Linked DNA regions of Homo sapiens: region 2 is linked to region 1. Evidence: chromatin loops called from intact Hi-C (ENCODE). Cell type or tissue: mammary epithelial cell. All regions are shown on one strand. Links, peaks and the distances in the headings refer to the core of each region. The heading gives the core; the rest is flanking DNA. Region 1 holds the start of LOC124903958 (a long non-coding RNA gene). Region 2 has its middle 26 kb from the start of KSR1.

Region 1 (11,755 bases), core at 2,430-10,429:
CCCACCCAACTGTTGGACTTTATAGTGGGCTGCGGGCGGGAGAACTGCTGGGGCGCTGGCTGGGTTTCTTTTTCTTCTTTTCAGAGATGGGGTCTTGCTCTGTCACCCAGGCTGGAGTGCAGTGGCACAATCACAGCTCACTGCAGCCTCCAACTCCTGGGCCCAAGTGATCCTCCTGCCAAGTAGCTGGGACTACAGGCATGCACCACTAGGCCCAGCTAATTTTTCAAATATTTTGTAGAGACAGCCTCACTGTGTTGCCCAGGCTGGTCTCAAACTCCTGGGCTCAAATGCTCCTCCTGCCTTGGCCAAAGTGCTGGGATTACAGGTGTGAGCCACCAGGCCTGGCAGGCTGGGTTTCTATGGAAAGTGCTGAAAGGTAGATGAGGTTATTTGAATGGTGGAAGTTGGGAGTGAGGGGAAGGCAGCAGCCGCCACACATGCAAGGACAGGGACACACACACACACACACACACCCCCACACCCACACCCACACACACGTACTTAGGGAAACAGGCTTTCAAACGTTTTGCTACATCAGTGTAATTTCCTGCATTCATTTCGTAGGGCTGCCATTGCTACAAACTTCGTGGCTTGAAACAAAAGACATTTATTCTCCCACAGGTCTGGAGGCTACAAGCCTGAAACCCAAGTGTCAGCAGGGCCACAGTCCTCCTCCAGCTTCTGGTGGCTTTGATCAGATCACATTACTAGATTAGTGCAAAAGTAATTGCGGTTTTGCTGTTAAAGGTAATGGCAAACTTTTAATGGCAAAACCGCAGTTACTTTCGCACTAACATATAAGTTCCAAGTGTTCTTTCTCTATTCTAAATACAAGTCCTTTATCAGATTTATGATGTGCAAATATTTTCTCCCATTCTGTGGGTTGTCTTTTCACTCTTTTCACAGTGTCCCTTGAAGCATGAAAGTTTTAAATTTTGATGAAGTCCAATTTATCAAATGTTTCTTGGGTTGCTTATGCTTTGGATGTCATAGCTAAAAAATGACTTCCAAACCTAATCTAGTGAATATTTTCCCCTCTATTTTCTTCTAAGAGTTTAATAGTTTTAGCACGTATATTTAGCTTTATGTCTACCCAACGTTTTGAGTATAATAAGATGGGGGCCCACAAAGTGGCTAAATGAGTAAGATGAGATTGTGGGAAGGGCCTGCGCAGGCTTTGGAGACAGCTCCCGACACCCTCATCCTCTTCCCCATCCTTATCCCCGGGGTCCATATCCTGCAGGAGCTGCCACCTGAGGCTGGAATGCCTCTCATGGAAGGGCGTTCTTGAGAGCAGCTGAGAGGCCTGTCTCAGGTCTGCAGGGTTGAAGACAAACCCTAGAGCAAGACTGCAAGGCACAGGGCATGGTGGTTTATGCCTGTAATCCCAGCTACTCAGGAGGCCAAGGCTAGAGGATCGCTTGAGCCAGGGAGTTTGAGACCAGCCTGGGCAACATAGCAAGACCTCATCTCTAAAAAAATAAAAATAAAAAAAATTTGCCAGAAGTGGTGGTGCCTGCCTGTGGTCCCAGCTACTCAGAAGGCTCAGGCAAGAGGATCACTTGAGCCTAGGAGGTCAGGGCTGAAGTGAGCTATGATCATGCCACTGCACTCCAACCTGGGCAACAGAGTGAGGCCCCACCTCTAAAAACAAAAACAAAAAGAACTATAGGACAAGAGTCAAGAACCAGAGAAGTTGGTTTTGCAGAATGTACCAGAAACAGAGCTGGAGCAGACTGCCAGGGGGAAGGAGCATGTGGTCAAAAATGGAACAATCCGCCCACCAGAATAGCTGGCCAAAAACATACAACACAAAAAATAAAGTGAACAAATGAAAAACAGGTACGGCCAAGTATTGGTGAGCACGACAAGCAACCGGAACTCTCATACATGGCCCGTGGAAGCGAAAATTGTTCCAGTCACTTTGGAAAATGGCAAGTTTCTGCTAAGTTGAGCATATACCTTGCCTCTGACCCAGCAGTCCACATCTAGGTACATACCCAGCATGAATACACACATATGTTTCCCAAGACAGGTACAAGAATGGTCACAGAAGCAATATGCTTAATAGCCAACAAATGGAAATCACTTAAACATCCATCAGCAACAGAATGAATAAAGAAATTGTGGCTTACTTATACCATGGAATATATTATAGAGCAATGAGAATGAATGAACCACAACATGAATAAATCTCACGTACACAGCATTAACCAGAAGAAGTTAGAGCCAAAAGAATATATATTGTAATGTTATATTTATATAAAATACAGCCAGGCACGGTGGCTCACACCTGTAATCCCAGCACTTTGGGAGGCCAAGTCGGGTGGACTGCTTGAGCCCAAGAGTTCAAGATCAGCCTAGGAAACAATTAGACTCCGTCTCTGCAAAAAGACAAAAAAATCAGCCAGGCGTGGTGGCACATGCCTGTAGTCTGAGCTGGGAGGATCACTTGAGCCCAGGAGGTGGAGGCCGCAGTGAGCTGTGATTACATCACTGCACTCCAGCCTGGGTGATAGAGCAAGACCTTATCTCACAAAATAAAATAAAATAAAGTAGGCCGGGCACGGTGGCTCACGCCTGTAATCCCAGCACTTTGGGAGGCCGAGGCAGGTGGATCACTTGAGGCCAGGAGTTCGAGACCAGACTGGCCACCATGGTGAAACCCTGTCTCTACTAAAAATACAAAAATCAGCCAGGCATGATGGCGTGTGCCTGTTAGTCCTAGCCACTCTGGAGGCTGAGGCAGGAGAATCACTTAAACCTGGGAGGCAGAGGTTGAGGCAGAGGTTGCAGTGAGCCAAGATAGCGCCACTACACTCCAGCCTGGGCAATGGAGCAAGACTCTGTCTCAAAATAAAATAAAATAATAAAAAAACATAATATAAAATTAAATTAAATTAATACAATAAAATAAAATACAAAGCAGGAAAATTAATGCTGCTAGGGTTAGAAGAAGGGTCAGCCTTAGGGAGCATAGTGCCTGAAGGCAGCACAGGGCAGGAGCTGTTTGCATTCTCTTTCTTAATTTGGGTGCGCTTACGTGGATCTGCTCACGTTGAAAATTCATCAAACTGTCAACTTCTGATTTTGATTATTTTGGGCATGTATATTGAATCATAAAATTTACAACAACAAAAAACAGAACAAGCAGAAACTGGGTGTGATGCTATGGTCAGAGGTGGAATGGCGATGAGTCTCTGTAGGGCTGGCCCCAGCCCAGCGTTCCTCTTCTGTGGGGGTTGACAAACTCCCAGCCTTGGGGGTGGCATTTAAAGCAACAGGTCTCTTTCAAGCGAATGTGCGGAAGGTGAGGAGCAAATTAATTAATAAGTCCCTTCCTTTTTTCCCTCTGTCCACCGTTCCTCCTTTTATTTATTTATTCTTTGGGTTTTTGTCTTTTTGCTTTTGTTTTTTGAGATTGGGTCTCACTCTGGTGCCCAAGCTGGAGTACAATGGTGTGATGTCTGCTCACTGAAGCCTCAGCCTCCCGGGCTCAAACTGATCCTCTCACCTCAGCCTCCCGAGTAGCTAGGACTACAGGTACACACCACCATGCCCTGCTAATCTATGTATTTTTTGTAGAGTTGGGGTTTCACCACGTCGTCCAGGCTGGTCTTGAACTCTTGGGCTCAAGTGATCCTCCAGCCTCAGCCTCCCTAAGTGCTGGGATTATAGGCGTGAGGCACCATGCCCAGCCAATTCATTCATTCTTTTATTTACACTTTCAGAACTCGTTTATTGAGCACCACATCAGCCAAGCCCTAGGTACTCAAAGAGAAGTAACTCACAGCCTCTGCCCTCACGAAGCCCACGGTCTGGCGGGGGAAGCTGACCCAGAGCAAATCAGTCCAACCTAGAGGGAAGGGGGCCCTGACAGGCATCCATCCTGGGAGTAATGTGGTCAGCTCAGGCTGGCTGGTGGACAGGGCAGGGCAGGGGAGTAGTCAGGGAAGGCTTCTCAGAGAAGGTGATGCAGGATCAGGGGCCTTAAGCAGGTACTGACCAGGCAGTTTAAGGAGGCAGGATGCTCCTGGCAGAGGGAACAGCCAGCTGGCTCCCTCCCCTCATCTTATAACTACGTGGACATTATTCAGGAGGTGAGTATGAAGAATAGGGGGCAAGTCAAGAACCAAAGGGAAGGCACCTGGGTATGACCTCATGATTTTAGACGACACAGGCTACTATGTTCCAACTCCTGGCTGGAGAGGAATCCAAAACCATCCTGGTAGAGGAGGCTAAGGGGATTTCTCCAGGAGTCACCTTCTCTGAGTCTCGCTTATGAAATGCAAAGGCAGGCTGGACATGGTGGCTCACGTCTGTAATCCCAGCACTTTGGGAGGCTGAGGTGGGCAAATCATGAGGTCAGGAGTTCGCGACCAGCCTGACCAACATGGTGAAACCCCATCTCTCCTAAAAATACAAAAATTAGCCAGGGGTGGTGGCAGGTGCCTGTAATCCCAGCTACTCAGGAGGCTGAGGCAGGAGAAATGCTTGAACCCAGGAGGTGGAGGTTGCAGTGAGCCGAGATTACACCACTGCACACTAGCCTGGGTGACAGAGCAAGACGCTGTCTCAAAGAAAAAAAAAAAAAAGGAAAAGAAATGCAAAGGCGGCCTACTCAGGGGTCCAGCAAACAAAGCAAATATATGAATCTGACTGGTTGTGAGGCAGTAGGGAGTGGTGGGGTCTGCAGACCATGTGCTGTGGAAGGAAACAAGTCAAAGAAGGCAGACAGGCTGTCAGGAGGTGTGAGGGTTTCTGAGTTCAATGGGGTGGGGTGGGGAGGGCCCCACTGAGTAGGTGACACTTGAGATAAAATCTGAAAAAGTGAGGAAGTGAGTCTTGGCTGTTTCTGAGAGATTACAGATGGACGGAACAGCAAAGGTGCTAAGGTGGAGTGAGCAGGGCATGGTGAGGAACGACAAGGAGGCCATCCCAGCACTGTGGGAGGCTGAGGCAGGAGGACTGCTTGAGGCCCGAAGTTCAAGACCAGCCTGGGCAACATAGGGAGACCCCCCCTCCACCTCACAGTAACTGGCTTCTCTGGCTCTGTGCCAGCAGTTCCTGCAGACCTTCCTGGGAAGGCCCAGCAGGTGTCTCACGGCCTTCTGAGGGATGCCCCCCAGGACTCAACCACTCACAGCTAATGCTGATTTAAAAACAAAACCAAAATCCAGCTGGGCGTGGTGGCAGGCGCCTGTAATTCTAGTTGCTCGGGAGCCTGAGGCAGGAGAATCACTTGAACCCAGGAGGCGGAGGTTGCAGTGAGCCAAGATCGCACCACTGCACTCCAGCCTGGGCGACAAAGCGAGACTCCATCTCAAATAACTAAATAAGTAAATAAAAATTTAACAAATAAAAGCAAAACCAATAACCAAAGCCACCAAATTATCAGTGTCCAAAGCAGGTGCAAGGCCACCAGATTGTCCTGAAGCTACCACTGATTAACTGTGATGATGCTTGTTCTGGCATCTTCCTGAAATCGTCCACTGCTTTCCACAGTGCTCCTGTGAACACCGAGGAGGCTCTACCCCAAATGCCTCTTTTCTCCTCGCCCTGTCCTTGAAATGCTCTTATGCGCTTCAACTCTCTTTCCTCAGGATGACTGCTTCCCAGGGAGCCCTCTAGCCCTCAAGCAAACAGGCCCTCAGGAATCTTCCTCTACGGTCCACCAGGGCTGCTCTGACAGGCCTAAATCCTGGAGGAAAATCAGCTGAGGCAGTAATAATAGGTTGGTTTCCTTCCTTCCTTCCTTCCTTCCTTCCTTCCTCCCTTCCTTCCTTCCTCCCTCCCTCCCTTCCTTCTTTCCACTTACTGGGTTCTTACTTTGTGCCAGACACTGTTTTAGGTGCTAAAGATACAGTAGTACACAAAGACAACACACATACACGTATGCAGAATAATGCATATATGTTAATTAATTTCACTTTGCCCTTCCAGTGACACACATAGTGTATACATATATAAAAGCATCATGTTGTATATTATAAATATATAAGATTTTATTTGTCAATTAAAGAAGAAAAGACAACAACAGGGGCCGGGTGCGGTGGCTTACTCCTGTAATCCCAACACTTTGGGAAGCTGAGGCGGGTGGATGGCTTGAGACCAGGAGTTTGAGACGAGCCTGACAGTCTGGTCAGGATTCAACACGGTGAAGCCCTGTCTCTACAAAAAATGTAAAAATTAGCCAGACATGGTAGCACTTGCCTGTAGTACCAGCTACTTGGGAGGCTGAGATGGGAGGATCTCTTGAGCCTGGGGAGGTCAAGGCTGCAGTAAGCCATGATCGCACCACTGCACTCCAGCCTGGGCGACAGAGTAAGACCCTGTCTAAACAAAACAAAACAAACAAACAAGAAACAGACAACAGAACCCCCCTTTCATGGAGCCCAAGCGCTGGTGGACTGTTGCATGCTTGCTGGACACCACTGCTGTAAGTACCTTCCATGCATGAGCTCATTTAATCCTCACAATAAGGTATCGTACTACTGCGTCCATTTTACAGATGAAGAAGCCTGAGGCTCTGAGAAGTTAGGCAACTAGCTTCCTAATGACAATGACTACCATTCATTGAGTGCTTACACTACTGTCAGACACTGGGTGGAGCATTTTGCATTCATTATCTGGGCAGCATGAGAGGTGACAGGTCTGAGGCAGGACAGGTATGATTTCAGCTCTAGCTCACCGTGTGGCCTTGCATGACTTCTTCCATGTGTCTTAAAGGGACGCACTCTTACGTGGCTCTAGGTCTTATGAAATATCTGAAATTTTCAGGCTGAGTGAGTTCCTCTGCCTCCCTGAAACCTGACAGGGAAGGCAGAGGGGACAGGGTCGGGTCCTGAGGACCAGCAGTGGGTGCTGGGAAGCCGGGGTGGATGCGAGGGTGAGGGGCATCTCCCGACACAGCCAGGTCAGCCGGGGGCAGCGCCGCCCAATAAATGCAGGCTCCACGTGCTTCCCAGGTGGAGCCCAAGTGGCCCTCGGATCCTGCTGGTTCCAGGGGCGACCACGCTTCAGGGCCCACAAGTGATGGAAATCGGGGGAATATTGTCTGCAGACTTTGTGCTGAAAATACATACCAGGGGGTGCGGGAGGATTAACACCTGCAAGTCTGTGGGAAACCACGGGCCTGGGGCCGAGCGTCCTGAATTCCAGTCCCCCACTTCTCAGGGTGGGCTGTGCTGCCTTGGTCAAGGCTCGGAACTCAGCTTCCCTATCCGTTACCGTGAGAGCTCTGACTCCCAGCCAGGCTCTCCCCGGGAGAGCGGGACCGCGGCGGCTCTCTGCCCCTCCCTCTTCGCCGGCCCGGGCCGTGGCTGGGGAGGCCCTAGAGGCCCCGGCGGGCTCCGGCGCCCCCTGCCGGCCGAGAAGGGCCGCACCGCGCCTGCGCCCGCTCGCCGAGAGGGGCTGGGAGGAGACCTGGGAGGGCGGAGGCCGCCGCCCCGGCCGGGCCACGCTGGGGGCACGATGATGTCAGCGGAGGAAAGGAAATGAGTCATCACTCCCTGGGACCGTGGGGCGGCCGGGAGCGAGTGTGGAGACGCGGCCACAGGAACCCAGGACAATGGCGGGAAGTAAGAGGAATGTGGGCCTGACTGCAGCCGCGCGCCCCTGACCCCGGACCCCACGGCGGGGAGGAGGCTGGGGCGCAGGGCGGGCCCCGAGGGGTCGGAAGGCGGCCAGAACTCAGGCGGGGTCGTGTGGGGACGGGGTGGCTGGAAGAGGATGGGGACGCAGCCAAGCCCAGGGTGCCCGGCCTGAAGAACAACCCGGGCCGTCTTTCTCACCAAGGATGTTTCCAAAACCTTAGCCGACCCCTTGGCGGTTCCTCCACTTCCCTTAAACTCTACTGAACCTCAGAATAATCCCGGGGGCAGGTTAAAACCCGGATCCCCCGGCCCCACCCCGGAGATTCTGATTCAGCAGGACAAAACTGGGCCTCCATGAATTTGCATTTTTTAAATTATCCTTTTTTATTGAGATGGGGTCTCACTGTGTTGCCCAGGCTGGTCTCAAACTCCTAGACTCAAGCAATCCTCCCGCCTCAGCTCGGCAACGTGCTGGGATTACAGGCATCAGCCAGGATCCCAGCCGGAATTTGCATTTTTAACAAACTCCTAGTAGGGGGTGCTGGGCCAGGGTCCTCAGACCACTCTTTTGAGTAGTGCCACCTTAGAACGAAGTCCTGCTACTTGGCGGACCTAGAACCGTCCTCTGTCATGTGGTTCCTCCAGTCTCACCTGTCCCCACCTCCTACCCCTCACCAGTGTACTAGCAAGACCCAACTACCTGCATGTTGCGGTTCTCTCCTCTGTGTGTTTGCACAGACTATTTCCTTCGATTGAAAGGCCTTCTCTTCACTACGCTGCTGCTCAAACTGTCTGACTTCTACCTGCCCTTTAAAATCTTCTCCATGGGTGTGTCAAAGAGTATAATCAACAGAGTGAAAAAAGCAACCTATAGAATGGGAGAAAATATTTTCAAATCATAGCTCTGATAAGGAATCAATATCCACAGTGTATAAAGAACTACAGCTAGACCATAGAAAATCAATCCTGATTCAAAAATGGGCAAAGGACTTGAATAGGCATTTCTCCAAAGAAAATAAACAAGCGGCCAATAAGCACTTGGGAAGATGTTCAACATCACTAATCTTTAGGGAAACGCAAATCAAAACCATAGTGAGGCCCCCACCATCCTGACTCTCCTTCCTTCCAGAGGATGTTGCCTTCTGGATCCACCTCAACCCTACTCAGGGAGCCGCTCAGCTTCCTCAAGGGCCTGGAGTAGATGGCTTCCATCTTCTCTTTTGCCACCTGTGGAGGTTTTTAAGAGCAAACAGAAATTCAAGTGAATTGTCCTCCTACAGTTACTGACGAAACTATTACAGCTACTTCTGATTATCCATTCAGGTTAAATCAGGCATCATTTCAGTCACCTCCAGGTATTAATGTGTATGATATAAATTGGAAAGTCAAGTCCTCCTAGGAGATGACTGTGCTTCTGCACAATTCCATTACATTTGCAGTCTCTGTCTTCCTGTACTGCATTGCTGTCGTGCTTTATGTTGGTTACAGGAACCTATATCAGGGTAGTCATAAACTTCCCATGATTGGCTTTGTCATTACTCTTGTTGCCATCTTTTGCGATTGGTGAGCACTTCAAAAGCTCGCTTGGGCAAAAGCTCTTGCAGATATTAAAATAACTACTGGTCAAAATATTGTTCAGGAACTTCTGCTTGTAAGAAATCATAATAATGTGTTATTTTGGCTCTGTGACCAGCATGGGATTCCTAAATGTATCTGTGATCTTTGTCTTTCTGAATATGATACTTTGGAGGGGAAATGCTTGGCGTGTGTACAAGTATGAGGAGACCAACTTACACAACCCATCAAATACTTATGCTCCTCATAGCCAAGGAGGTATTCCACCTCCTGCTGGAATGTAATTAAAGGGAGAAACACACTGTATGAAATATATGTCTATATCATGACTTGTTGCCAACATCTTGAGGCACATTATTTGTTTCCAATAAAAGTAATGTTTTTTTTTTTAAGCCACACAATGAGATATCACCTCACACCCATCAGAATGGCTACTGTAAAACAAAAACAGAAAATAACAAGTGTGGACAAGAATGTGAAGAAAGTGAAGCCCTTGTGCAGTTGGAGGGAATGTAAAATGTTCCAGCCACTGTGGAAAACAGTGTCTTCATCTGTTTCCTATTGCTATAACTGAACACCAGAGACTGGGTAAATTATAAAGAAAAGAATTTATTTCTTACAATTCTAGAGGCTGGGAAGTCCTAGGTCAAGGGACTGCATCTGCTTGGCCTCTGGGGAGGGCCTCATGTCATAACATGTCAGAAGGCATCACGTGGGAAAGGGGTGCACTGAGAGCCAAACTGCCTTTAATAACAAACCCAGGCTGGGCACAGCGGCTCATGCCTGTAATCCCAGCACTTTGGGGGAGCAGGGGGTCAAGGCTTGCAGATCACTTGAGGCCAGGAGTTCAAGACCAGCCTGGCCAACATGGTGAAACCTTGTCTCTACTAAAAATACAAAAATTAGCCAGGGATGGTGGCAGGTGCCTGTAATCTCAGCTACTTGGGAGGCTGAGGAAGGAGGATGGCTTGAACCCTGGAGGCAGAGACTGCAGTGAGCCGAGATTGTGCCACTGCATTCCAGCCTGGGTGACAGAGTGAGATTCTGTCTCAAAAAATATAATATAATATAATATAATATGGCACAAAGAATACTAAATAGACCTCTGTACTTGCCCACACAGGTTTAACAAATGTCAACATTTTGCCACATTTGCTTTCTATTTCTTTTTTCGAAAAAACAAAACAAAAAAACCCCCAAAACTGATAAATCTAAAGCCCTCCCATTTTCCCTTGTATAGATAACCAGTGTCTCAAGTTAGTGTAGATCCTTCTTGACCATGTATATATACACATACATACATACACATTTACTACAGAGGTATATATCAATGTATACAATACCATATCGATAATATGTATATTTCATACGTATATAAAATATGGGGGCCCAGGAAGCGATCCTCTTGCCTCAGCCTCCAAATTAGCTGAGATTACAGGTCTAAGCCACCACGCCTGGCTAATTTTTATATTTTTAGTAGAGATGGAGTTTCACCATGTTGGCCAGGCTAGTCTCGAATTCCTGGTCTCAAGTGATCCACGCACCTCAGCTTCCTAAAGTGTTGGGATTACATACACAAATATAACACATACATTAACAATATATGTACATATATACTATCATACTGTGTAAATCTCTTTGAAATTTGCTTTTTCACTCATTTTTGAGATTTACCCGTGTTATTACATTGTAGATCTGATTCGTTAATTTTAAATGCTCCATAGTTTCCCATTGTTTGAATAAACCTGTTTATTTATTTGTTCCTTTCCTAATGGACTGTTGGTTGTTCCCATTTTCGTTATTACACACAGCACTGCAGTGAAAATTCTTGTATCGATGTGTGGGTGTTTTTTCCTTTTGAGACAGGGTATTGCTCTGCCACCCAGGCTGGAGTGCATTGGCACAATCACAGCTCACTGAAGCCTCAACTTCCTAGGTTCAAGCAATCCTCCCACCTCAGCCTCCCAAGTAGCTGAGACTACAGGCGCATGCCACCACACCCAGCTAAATTTTAAATTTTTTGTAGACAGGGGTCTTGCCATGTTGACCAGGAGGATGGTTTCAAAACTCCTGGGCTCAAGTGATCCACCCGCCTCAGCCTCCCAAATTGCTGGGATTACAGGCATGAGTCACCGCGCCCGGCCTGTTTTGCGAGGCATATGGTTGCTAGATCACAGTGCATGCACATCTTCGGCTTTAACTAGCTATCGCCAAATTCTCCAAAGTTGATCTGAAACCAGTGGAGCGTGTCAGCACTGCCCCTAGCATGCGCACACCAGGCGGGGGTGTGACAGCCCTCGGGCTAGGCCCCAACCCCACTTCGAGATCCGTGCGGGGGCCGGGAGCTAGCAGAGGCCAAGCAATGGGAACAGGCACCTCCAAGCCTGCAAGGACAAGGCGAGCACCTTCCTGGGCCCCCAAAAGTGCAGAGGGGCCCGAGTCCACAGCCCGGACTTGGGCGGCTGCTGCCGCTCCCGGCTCCCGCCTGCTACGTGAAGCGTGATGCCCGAGCCGCACCCCTCGCGGCCTGGGGCGGGGGCGCCTGGTCCTCGCTGGGCCGGGGCCGGGTCTGGGGCAGGGGC
Region 2 (11,755 bases), core at 1,307-9,306, 76 kb before region 1:
TTATGAAGGCCCTTAATATTCCAAATTTTTTCTTTTTTTTTCTTTTTCAAGATTAAGTCTTGCTCTGTTGCCCAGGCTGGAGTGCAGTGGCAGAATCTCAGCTCACTGCAACCTCCGCCTCCCAGGTTCAAGAGATTCTCCTGCCTCAGCCTCCTGAGTAGCTGGGATTATAGGCACACACCACCATACTTGGCTAATTTTTGTATTCTTAGTAGAGACTGGGTTTCACCATGTTGGCCAGGCTGGTCTTGGACTCTTGACCTCATGAGCTGTCCGTCTCGGCCTCCCAAAGTGCTGGGACTACAGGCGTGAGCCACCCCACCCGGCCCACCAATTTTTTTTCTAAAACTTACTCATCTTTATTCTAGAAAGTTATTGGTTTCATTTTCTTACATATAACCATCTTTGAACCATCTGGAATTGTTTTGGTGTTGAGAGGTAGGAATCCAGCTTCTCCTTGTAAATATTTATTGAATGAATGAATGAGACATTCTGCAGCCCTAAGTAAAGCTGATGGCCTCCTAAGGGATTAGATTAGATGGGTAATAAAATTGTTTGTTCACTCTACAAATATTTTTAAACTGCATGCCAGCATGGCAGAATGCAATGGTGAATAAAATCAGATAGAGCTCCCACTCTGTGGCTATTACAGTTGATGGGACAGGCAGACATTAGCCAGATACCACAAATGGATGTAAAACTTACAAAGGCGATATGTGCCCTGAAAAAGCATATAGTTAAGGAATCTACCCTAGTTGTCACTGGTTAAGGAAGTTCCTTGGGAAGTACCCTCAGGACCAGCACCTGTGAGAGGGTGAAGCTGGCAGGCCTGGCCAGACAGAGTGACTGCACTCCAGTTGCAACAGAGGTCTCAGCCACTCCCACAGGGAGCTCTAGAGGGCAGATGACCCTTCAAAGTTGCAGTGAATGGAGGCGAGGGGTCTGGGCTTTTATTGCCCACCCCATCTCCCTGCTCCAATGAACTAGGCAATGGATGTAGACTGTCCCCAGGCAGCTCCGTTCAGCCAGGGCATTTCCCAGAGTAAGACTCATCTGCCAGCATCCACCTCCAAGTCTCCTAGCAGCCAGGGAATGAGGGCCCTGATCCTGAAGTGGACGTCTGGGTGGCAGGTCACAGTATCCACTACAGAAGTCTTCCATAAAGTAGTTGGGGAGACCTTGAGTACAGTACTGATGGGTAAGCGGAAGTTAACTAGGCATAGAGAACGGAGACTTTTTCTAGGAGCAACCTGCTTTCTCTAGCACAATGCCAGGGGAGCCTTTGCACGGCAGGCACGGGCAGGAATGGGGGCAGAGAGACTAATGAGGAGGCTGCTAAGGGAATTTAATAGAATACATTCAAATCTGGAGATGAGCATATACAAAATTAGACAGAAAAGCAAAGTTTCCTGATATCCCCAGCCCTCAGAGATGACAATTATTAAGGTTTTTTTTGTTTTTGTCTTTTGAGACGGAGTCTCGCTCTGTTGCCTAGGCTAGAGTTCAGTGGTGCAATCTTGGGTCACTGCAACCTCCACCTCCCAGGTTCAAGCAATTCTCCTGCCTCAGCCTCCCGAGTAGCTGGGATTACAGGTGCCCACCAACATGCCCTGCTAATTTTTTTTTTTCATTAGAGATGGGGTTTCACCACGTTGACCATGTTGGTCTCAAATTCCTGACCCCAAGCGATCCTCCCGCCGTGGCCTCCCAAAGTGCTGGGATCACAGGCGTGAGCCACCATGCCCGGCTCACTGCGTTTCTTTTCCATCTTTCTTCTCTGCACATTTTATTTAAAAGCAAGGATTTTATTATAGATGTGATTTGTTTTTCTGCTTTTTTCTACACATTTTTTTCTATACCTTTACTGTTTCTGATCACAAAGGCAACACCTGCTAATTACATAAACTCAGAAAGTACAAATTTTAATAAAGAAATAAACAATACTTCCGTCCAGGCGCGGCCTGTAACCTGGCACCCCACGGGCTCCAGAGCTCCCGTGTCCATGGTCCAGCCCACCGCCTGGCATGCTGAGAATACCTGGAAAATGCCAGCTACGCACTGTCACCTCGGGAGGGTCTCTTCTTATTTCCAAAGCTGTCTTCTGCTCAATGAAATGCACGCAGACACTGAGCAAGTATGTATTGAGCTTCTCATCTCCCAGACACCAGAGACACATCCATAGACTGACTGAGTTCACTGCCCTTGTGCTGCACTCCGCTTGAGGAGACAGATGATGGTGTCATGTAAGGAGCTAAAATGTAAGGAGCTAAAATGTCCTGAGCTGTGAAAGTGGCAAGCGGGGGCTGAGGGATGGAGGGGGCAGGGTTGGGGCAGGTGGGGGTGACTTGGATGTCTAGAGCCCAGGGCTGGGGCCGGACCCTGCACTGCTCTGCTTGGTGACCTCGCTGTGCTCTGAGTCATGAGGGCAGACAGTGGCCAGGGTGAGGATGGCACAGTGCAGCCCTTTCCCCACTGCTGAAGATGCGCCTTCGTGGGGTGGGAGAACAGGCTGTGGGGACTTGAGAGTCATCCTGACCCCAGGGGTGGTTGTTTCTGGAAACAAAAACCCAGGGCTTATGCTCCTGGGACAGAGGAGCCCTGGGGCCTCGCGTCCTCCCCATGGCCTTCGCATTGGGCAGTGAAGGCATCTTCCTGTTCAGTCTGAGGGAGAGAGAAGTGGTGCCACTCAGGGAGTCAGCTTTCATCTCACTTAGTCCTCACAGTGGCCCTGTGAGGTAAGGACCACCAGCAGCCCAATTTACAGATGAGGACCCTGAGACTCAGAGAAGTTACATGGTTTGCCCAAAGGGACACAGCTACTAAGTGGCTGAATGGGATTGAACCCGGGTCTTTCTGAGACAGCCCAAGCTGTGGATGGAATGCTCCAGCTCACAGATGAACAGGTGAAGTGGAACAGACACTTTAGAATGATTTGGCAATATTCACCAAAGCTAAACATTTGCCTCCCATGAGCTAGCAATTTCCTCCCTTCGTGTGTACCTTACACAGATGTGTCTATATCTTCACTAAAATACAAGTAAAACAACCCACATAGCAGCACAATTTGTAATAGCCTCATAGTAGAAACTTCCAAAATACCCATCACAGAAGAATAAATAAAAAACCATGGGACATTCAAGACTAGAATACTATACAGCAAAGAAAATGAGTAAATTGTGGCTACAACATGAATGAATCTCACACAGCTCATGTGTGAGCGACAGAAGTTAGACCTATAAGAATAGGTCTATAAGAATAATATCTATAAGAATAGATAATGTGTGATTCCATTTATATGAAGTTATCATCAGGCAAACTAATCTCCAGTAAAAGAATTTACCTCGGGGTGGGGGTGCAGGGAATTGAGCCTTCTGTGGGGCCTGAAATGTTTACAGTTGCCCCTCAATGTATGTGGGGAATCAGTTTCCCCATCTCCCACAGATACCAAAGTCCTGATATAAAATGGTGCAGTATTTGTATATAACCTAAGCACATCTTCTTGTATGCTTAAAATTATCTCTAGATTACTTATGTGATCATGTGTCAGATAACGACATTTCAGTCCATGCCAGAATGCATATAGGATGGTGGTTCCCATAAGGCTATAATGGATCCATCCTATACAGGTGTACCATCTCTAAAAATTGATATTTAAGAAGAGATGGGGCCTTGTTATGTTGCCCAGATAGTCTTGAACTCCTGGGCCCAAGTGATCCTCCCATTATGGCTTCCCAGAGTGCTGGAATTATAGGCATGAACCACCACAGCTGGCGAGGTGTACCATTTTGTATTGTTTATACTGTATTTTTATGATCCTTTTCTGTGTTTAGATACACAGATAGCCACCATTATGTTACCATTTCCTACAGTACTCAATATGGTAACATGCTGTAGAGGTTTGGAGCCCAGGAGCAATCAGCTCTACCACTCAGCCCAGGTGTGTGTTTGGCTGGACAACCTGGAGGAAGCTAAGGAGACATGACCTAAAGGCAGAGGGTGAGTCAGAGGTGGGATCCCTGGACAGGTATGAGAAGCTAGGCGAAAACGGGTGAAGTCTGAATAAATTTCACCCTATTCATATAATTACTGCATTAATAACCTTAGATAATAGTTCACATTATCATTTAGTTAATAGGATTGCACCCATGTTAAATTTCTTATTTTGTTTTTTTAAGAGACAAAGTCTCACTCTGTCACTTAGGCTGGAGTGCAGTGCTGTGATCATAGCTCACTGCTTCCTGGAACTCAATTGCTAAAGCAGTCTTCCCACCTCAGCCTCCTGACTAGGTGGGACTACACACACACGCCACCACGCCTGGCAATTTCTTTTACTTTTCTCTAGAGAAAGAGTCTACCTATGTTTCCCAGGCTGGTCTCAAACTCCTGGGCTCAAGTGAACCTGAACCTCCTGCCTCGACCTCTCAAATTGCTGGGATTACAGGCATGAGCCACCACACCTGGCCTAAATTTCTTATGTGCCATGGTACTGCAAAATGTCCTTATTAAGGGCAGCTGGATGGAAGGTGTACGTGTAAAATCATTTCAACAGTAAACATTTATTTTACAACATGAAGATGGTTATCCTTCCATGAGTGTAAAGTATAAAGGCAGGCTCATGGTGTCGTCAGAAGTCAGGTTTCAGGGCTGGGGGTGCTGGGAAGGGCTGGGCATGGTTGGCTTTGTGATCTGGGGGCTGGTGTGTTCCATCTCTGAATGTCTTTTGAGCTGTGCACTTACCAGGGATGTAAGTCATATCTTAATAAATTTTCATAAGTTTAACAAAAAGTAAAACGAGGATGGGAAGCTTGTTTGGGATCTCGGGTGCTTATCTAGCCATGAGCCCTGGCCCAGATGCTTCTAGTAGCCTGGAGGGAACTGAGAACATTCAAAATAGAGGTGGCAGAGCCAAGGCCCCGAGGTGGAAGCGCACTGCTGCTTGTCCCTAGCTGTGAATGGGGTGTCCTGCTCGGAGGCAATGCTGTGTGCACTGCAGGGCCCACAAGTCCATGTCCATATTGTGGCTCAGTGCAGTGAAAGCCAATCTCAGCCCCTTCGCAGTGTGGTCAGCCTGCCAGCAGGTGGCCAGCTGATCCTCCTGGGAAATTGTGCCATCCCAGGGACTGGGTGTGAGTCTCTCATCCACAAATGTGGTGTCAGCCTGGTGAGCCTTGGAAAGGGCATGTGCAGGATGCTGAGCCTCTTCCATCCTCATGCCGGTCTCAAGGCCACTCGCTCCGTGGGCCCATCCAGCAAGTGTGGTGGCTTGGAAAGAAGCCGGCTCCATCCACAGGGCATGCTGTTTTGCTCAACTCAGGACCAACATCATCCTCCATAGTAATTCTCTTTGGTGGGAGTACTGGAAACATGAATAACAGATACCTTCAGAGTCTGAGCTGCTGAGGCCAGGGCTGCAGGGTGCCCTCCTGTCAGGAAAACCTGCACTGGCAGCTGGAAGGCACCTGGTCGTGGTGTCTGCAAGGGCTACAGCAGTGGCTGCAAGGCTTCGGGACTCACCCGGCTTCTGTGAGGTGAATTGTGACAGTGGCAGAGCTCTGCAGCGCCAGGGTCCCCTGCATGGTCATACTGACTGCAACTGGGAGCCCACCACACCCCTGGTGCCCCTCTCTTCCCAGGGCTGGGGTCTAGACCAGGCCCCTCTTGCCTGGGAATTATGCACTGGGAGGGGGACACAGGCCCGCAGATTGGGACAGAGGCCCCAGGGCATGCTGCTGGCTGGCCGGGGCTGCCATGCTCACCTCTCTGTCTCTCGTGGCCTTGGTGGGACCGGCCTCCCCATTGAATGGGATTTTCCAGGTGTCTGGGGCTGCAGGGCAGCTGGCGGGGTGCCACCCTGGCTTCGGTGACCAGATGCAGGTGCCCATGTTGCAGCGGGGTTATCTCCCGACCTCCCTCTTAGTCCTGATGGGCCTGGGCTGGGCCCGGTGTCAGGGTCCCCTTGGGCTCCCTGGGCTAGGCCTGTCCCATGGTCCCGGGGCTGTCCAGGACACATTTAGAAGGGACATGGACCCAGCAGCTCTGTTTGAAATCGTCATGGGGGAACCAAGGGCCCCCCACATCCAGGTCCGTCGGGAGCTGGAGCATAGAGTTCCACTGCAGGAATCTCCAGGAACGCCGAGGTCCTCCCTGAGCCGGGGCCAGGCTGGGCATGCCCTGAGTCCCAGGTGCCCCCAGAGAGTGGTCTGCTGCCCTGGGCTCCCCAGAAGCCCCCACATGTTCCTGGGCCTTGGCCTCATGGACAGCCCCACCAGGACAGGGTGTAGGACGAGGTGGAGAAGCGGACCAAATGGGCCGCTGGAACCGGGCTGGTGGGCCGGGAAGGGCCTTCCTGTCCCCCTTGCAGAGGGTCTTCCCGCCATGTGATGCCAGCACAGACCTGGGTCCTGAGGACCCTTTCTCGGGTTTTGCTGAAAGGAAAACAGACGTGGTCAGTGTCTCCAGTGAGCCCATGCAGGCCTTTCTGGGCTGGGCCCCACCTGCCTGGGTCTCTGGAGTCCTCAGGGTCTCTGTGTGGCCCCTGTGGTCTGACACTGATGACATGCCTATAGTCTGCTGATCCCAGAGGAAGGGTTGTGTGCCGCCTGGTGTGGGGAAGCTGCCTGGGCATGGCAGGTGGCTTCTGGAACTGCCCCCAGGGTTCAGCCTCGCTGGGGGCTTCCTGCCACACACCCTCATCCCAGGGCTATTGGGCCTGGGATATGGCCCCCAGTCAGAACTCAGGTGGGAGGGGCCTTGGATGTCACCAGCCCCTTGCCACTTCACATGGGGACCCGTCTCCACAGTGGGTGACTGGGCCTGGACGTGGGTCACCCTCTGCCCTCCTGGGCTGCCCCGTCCATACCAGGACTGACCGTTCCCACACCTGGCTAAACACTTGGCTCTGGCTCTGGGCCAGGGGTCCCACCTGTGCCCTCTCTCTGAATGCTCTATGGGTAAGAGACACTGATTCCCTTGTCTCCCTGGCTCAAGGCTTGTTGTCCTGGCACCCCTGGAGGAGTCTGCAGGAGTGAAGGGCCTCTGTTGCTCTCTGAGGCTGTCAGCGCTTGCAGGGAGGAGTGGAGGCTCTCACAAATGGGTCTGGCTCCTCCAGTGCCCTTGAGAGCCCTGTGAGGGGGAGAGCAGGCCACCGTGGGAAGTGGGAGGGGGCTTGTTGGAGGGTCTTGCCCACATCCCCCTCCTGCGTGCACAGCACATCCAGTACATATGCACTGAGCGCCTGCCCTGAGGAATGGTGGGCCTCCTGTATTTTCTTAGAGTCCAGGAGGAAGAGGAGGAAGAAAAGGTGAAGAGGAAGACCCAAGTAATAGGGTTAGGGGTCCTGGGTACTCCCCCAGTATTGACTGCCCCAGAGGGTGACTCAGGAGGGGACCTGGTACTGGAGCCCACCTGGGGGTGGCAGGTCCCCATGCTTCCTTGTTAGTTTCTTCATAGAGGCCCAAAGATGATTAAGAACAGCGTCATCCACAAACAAATGGGAGAACATTCCATGCTCATGGATAGGAAGAATCAATATCGTGAAAATGGCCATACTGCCCAAGGTAATTTATAGATTCAATGCCATCCCCATCAAGCTACCAGTGACTTTCTTCACAGAATTGGAAAAAACTACTTTAAAGTTCATATGGAACCAAAAAAGGGCCCGCATTGCCAAGACAATCCTGAGCCAAAAGAACAAAGCTGGAGGCATCAAGCTACCTGACTTCAAACTATACTACAAGGCTATAGTAACCAAAACAGCATGGTACTGGTACCAAAACAGAGATATAGACCAATGGAACAGAACAGAGCCCTCAGAAATAATACCACACATCTACAACCATCTGATCTTTGACAAACCTGACAAAAACAAGAAATGGGGAAAGGATTCCCTATTTAATAAATGGTGCTGGGAAAACTGGCTAGCCACATGCAGAAAGCTGAAACTGGATCCCTTCCTTACACCTTATACAAAAATTAATTCAAGATGGATTGCAGACTTAAATGTTAGACCTAAAACCATAAAAACCCTAGAAGAAAACCTAGGCAATAGCATTCAGGACATAGGCATGGGCAAGGACTTCATGTCTAAACACCAAAAGCAATGGCAACAAAAGCCAAAATTGACAAATGGGATCTAATTAAACTAAAGAGCTTCTGCACAGCAAAAGAAACTACCATCAGAGTGAACAGGCAACCTACAGAATGGGAGAAAAATTTTGCAATCTACTCATCTGACAAAGGGCTAATATCCAGAATCTACAAAGAACTCAAACAAATTTACGAGAAAAAAACAAACAACCCCATCAAAAAGTGGGCGAAGGATATGAACAGACACTTCTCAAAAGAAGACATTTATGCAGCCAAAAGACACATGAAAAATGCTCATCATCACTGGCCATCAGAGAAATGCAAATCAAAACCATAATGAGATACCATCTCACACCAGTTAGAAAGGCGATCATTAAAAAGTCAGGAAACAACAGGTGCTGGAGAGGAGGTGGAGAAATAGGAATACTTTCACACTGTTGGTGGGAGTGTAAACTAGTTCAACCATTGTGGAAGACAGTGTGGTGATTCTTCAAGGATCTAGAACTAGAAATATCATTTGACCCAGCAATCCCATTACTGGGTGTATACCCAAAGGATTATAAATCATGCTGCTATCAAGACACATGCACACGTATGTTAGTTGCAGCACTATTCACAATAGCAAAGACTTGGAACCAACCCAAATGTCCATCAATGATAGACTGGATTAAGAAAATGTGGCACATATACACCATGGAATACTATGCAGCCATAAAAAGGATGAGTTCATGTCCTTTGTAGGGACATGGATGAAGCTGGAAACCATCATTCTCAGCAAACTATCACGAGGACAAAAAACCAAACACCGCATGTTTTCACTCATAGGTTGGGATTGAACAATGAGAACACTTGGACACAGGAAGGGGAACATCACACAGCAGGGCCTGTCATGGGGTTGGGGGAAGGGGGAGGGATAGCATTAGGAGATATACCTAATGTAAATGACGAGTTAATGGGTGCAGCACACCAACATGGCACACGTATACATATGTAACAAACCTGCATGTTGTGCACATGTACCCTAGAACTTAAAGTATAAAAAAAAAAAAAAAAAAGAACAGCGTCATCATCCAGGGCCCAGATATGGAAGAACTGGTCTCGAAAACGTGCCCACAGGCCAGACCTGGACATCTTCATGTGGCGCTCTAGGGACAAGGTGGGTATCAGGCCAGGAGAGTTCCCTGGGAAGGGTCAGAGCCCACACCCCGTGACCACTTCAGTCTCCCACTGGGCAGTGCCAGATCCTTTTGTGGCCACCCCAGGGGTCCAGATGTGCACAGAAGGCTGTGGCTGGGGAGGCAGCCTGGGCAGGGAAGTGCTCATCACACTCCTGACTTTCATCTGGGTCATGTGAGGGATGGGCTTGGTGTCACTGTGCCCTGCCCAGCCCACCTGGCCAGACCTCCCTCTGGGCCAGAACAGAGAATCATGAGAACAGTGTGAGGAAGCTGCCCTTGGGCTAGTTGGGGTCTGACCCCAGTGCTCCCCAGGCCCCACTGGGCACACGTGGACTTGCTCCTCTGAACCTTAAAGGCAGTGCTTGTTATCAGCATCAACATCTGTTCCCCTTCCAGCAAATATATGTCCCACAGGCACGGGGTGAGCCCGAGAGAGATCTGTGGGGAAAGTAGGCATGAGAGGACCTGGCCCTTCCAGGCTGGGGCTGGTGGCTCGAGCTAGCCCATTGGGGCTTCAGTGACCTTCCCCATGAGAGTCACCGGACCCCTCCAGGAGGCTGGGTCAGACAAGGTCTTGCAGCTCCTTATGGGGGGGCACTCATTTCAGTGGAGAGAGGGGCTTCCCCAGGGCTTGAGCCTCCCCTCAGCCCTCCCAAGTCAGGCCCTGGCCCAGTCTGCCCTTAAGGCTGGGCCTGAGCCCCACCCTCTGCCCTGGAATGACACCTCTTCGGCAGAGGGTCTTGCCTGTGTGTCATGTAGGGATCTGCCTGAGCCTCCTGTGGGCTGGGGGTGAGCCGGACCCCTGGGCTGGGGAAGCAGGGCACTGCAGGGCAAGGAGGGTCCCTGAGCCAGGGTCTCCCTGTGCCTCCTTACCCCATCATTCAGCACCCAGAGAAGCCAGCTGAATGAGGAACCCTGTGTGCATTGACCTTCCTTGTCCTGATGGGAGGAACAGAGGTACTCAGGGCCCCATGGGCTGCCCTAAAAACCTCCCTCTTCCAGGGCCCTCTGAAGACCCTTCCCCAAGTGCAGAACACTGGGCAGTGTCCCGGGCTCCCCCCAACATCTTCCCCTTCTGGCACTCCCGGTAGACACACTACCCTTAGCCCTGCTCTGTGGGAGCTGGGCCCCCATCCCTGTGCCTCTGTCGCCTCCAGGGCTGGAAAGGAAACCCAACTCCCAGCCCATGGGGAACCCGACATCCCAGGTCAGGCCCTGGCTGGGACTCAGCCTGTCCCCAGCCCCATGAAGGGCTCCAGCCCCCGCTGCTCCTCCAGCCCCCTAGGATGCAGGGCCTCTGGGGAAGAGCCGAAGGAACCATAAACTCACCAGATGACACATGGTCTTGGGTTGTTACATGGGTACCACATGCTCCTGATGGTCTTGGAGCCCCTGAACTGTCCCGCCATTTGGGCTGTGGAATCCTGAGAAGCCCCCAGCCCATCATGAAATCAGAGCCCTCTCCCAAGATGTGGAGCCATCAGCTGGAAGAGCTGGGCAGCTGCAGAGCCCCCCAGACCCCGAGGCCTCCCACCCTCCCATCTGGTGACCCCACCATGTGGCCTTGGCCCTGGGGAGGGTGATGAGAGCTTCCCCTGGAGCCTGGCTGGAGGTGCCCCTGGAGGCCTCCTGGGCCAGGGTGCCGGGAGGGCAAGCCTGACTTTGAGGCCACGACAGGGGGTGGCCAGAATAGGGTGGGTGCTGGGCTTCGTGGTCGTCTCCTGGAAGTGGGGCCGGGCCAGGGGACACGGGATGGGGAGATGCTGCCATCTGGGCTTGGTTGGCCCATTTGTGGGTACCAAGGGAAGCTGGAGCCTGGGCAGCTGAAGGGCAAGAGGACTCTCAGGGAGGAGAGAGTCAGCTGCACAGAATCAGAGCCAGAGGGCGTGGCTCCATGATACACAGGGCGGCCTTGGGGAAGATGAGATGCCTTCTGCTGATGAAGATGAAAGGTGTCTGACTTGGGCTCTGGGGGTCAGCCCCGGGCTCCTGTGGGACATCCTAAAGGCTCCCAACAAGCTGGCAACACAAGGAAGGTGTCTTCAATAAAAGCCGAGATCACTTGGCCAGGGTGGCTCTCTCTGGGTCTGACCGCGTGAGGCAGAGACATCCTAAAGGCTCCCAACAGTTAGCTGGTGACACAAGGAAGGTGTCTTCACTGAAAGCCGAGATCACCTGGCCAGGGTGGCTCTCCCCGGGTCTGACTGCATGAGGCCCCGGGAGCCGCTGTCCACCTACCCTGCAGGGAGAGCCTCTCACTGGCCAGCAGCTGCGCCAGTGCCTAGAATGCATCCTCCTCAGGCAGATAAAGGAGGAACAAGGCAGTGACATGGCTCAGGTCCCTGCAGTAGCCCACCTCCTGCAAGAGCCAGAGTCACCGTGGAAGGACATCACCTGGGAGGGCTGAGGTCACCTGGGAGGACTCATGTCATCAGAGAGGGCAGAGGTGACTGGGGAGGCTTCCTCTGAAGAAGAGGCTTCCTCAAGATGCA

Evidence for each region. A loop is a pair of places that touch in the nucleus more often than their neighbours do. Peaks named below come from ENCODE experiments on the same cell type or tissue, not always from the same donor. Only the 100,000 strongest peaks of a DNase experiment are listed, where the experiment ranks them.
Region 2: a loop joins it to region 1, with 23 times the contacts of the local background. A loop is called at or near these places in 34 of 110 quality-filtered maps.

What each region holds. Positions count from the first base shown.
Region 1 is chr17:27,349,560-27,361,314 of GRCh38, reverse strand. It overlaps LINC03146 (long intergenic non-protein coding RNA 3146), which reads right to left. Exons shown (of 3, transcript XR_007065677.1): 3 at 7,958-8,825. It overlaps LOC124903958 (a long non-coding RNA gene), which reads left to right and starts at 7,507. Exons shown (of 2, transcript XR_007065678.1): 1 at 7,507-7,583; 2 at 9,567-10,949. It also overlaps the pseudogene SYPL1P2. RefSeq lists silencers at 7,213-7,612, 7,633-7,782, 11,710-11,755. In mammary epithelial cell, for the core only: CTCF peaks have their summits at 6,607 and 7,358 (motif pointing left); a DNase peak (open chromatin) is centred at 7,454; H3K4me3 peaks cover 1,341 bases; H3K27ac peaks cover 926 bases.
Region 2 is chr17:27,424,406-27,436,160 of GRCh38, reverse strand. It overlaps the pseudogene TBC1D3P5. Among named protein-coding and RNA genes, the nearest start is that of KSR1, 26 kb to the left of the region's middle. In mammary epithelial cell, for the core only: a CTCF peak has its summit at 5,074 (motif pointing right); no DNase peak of the experiment used is centred there.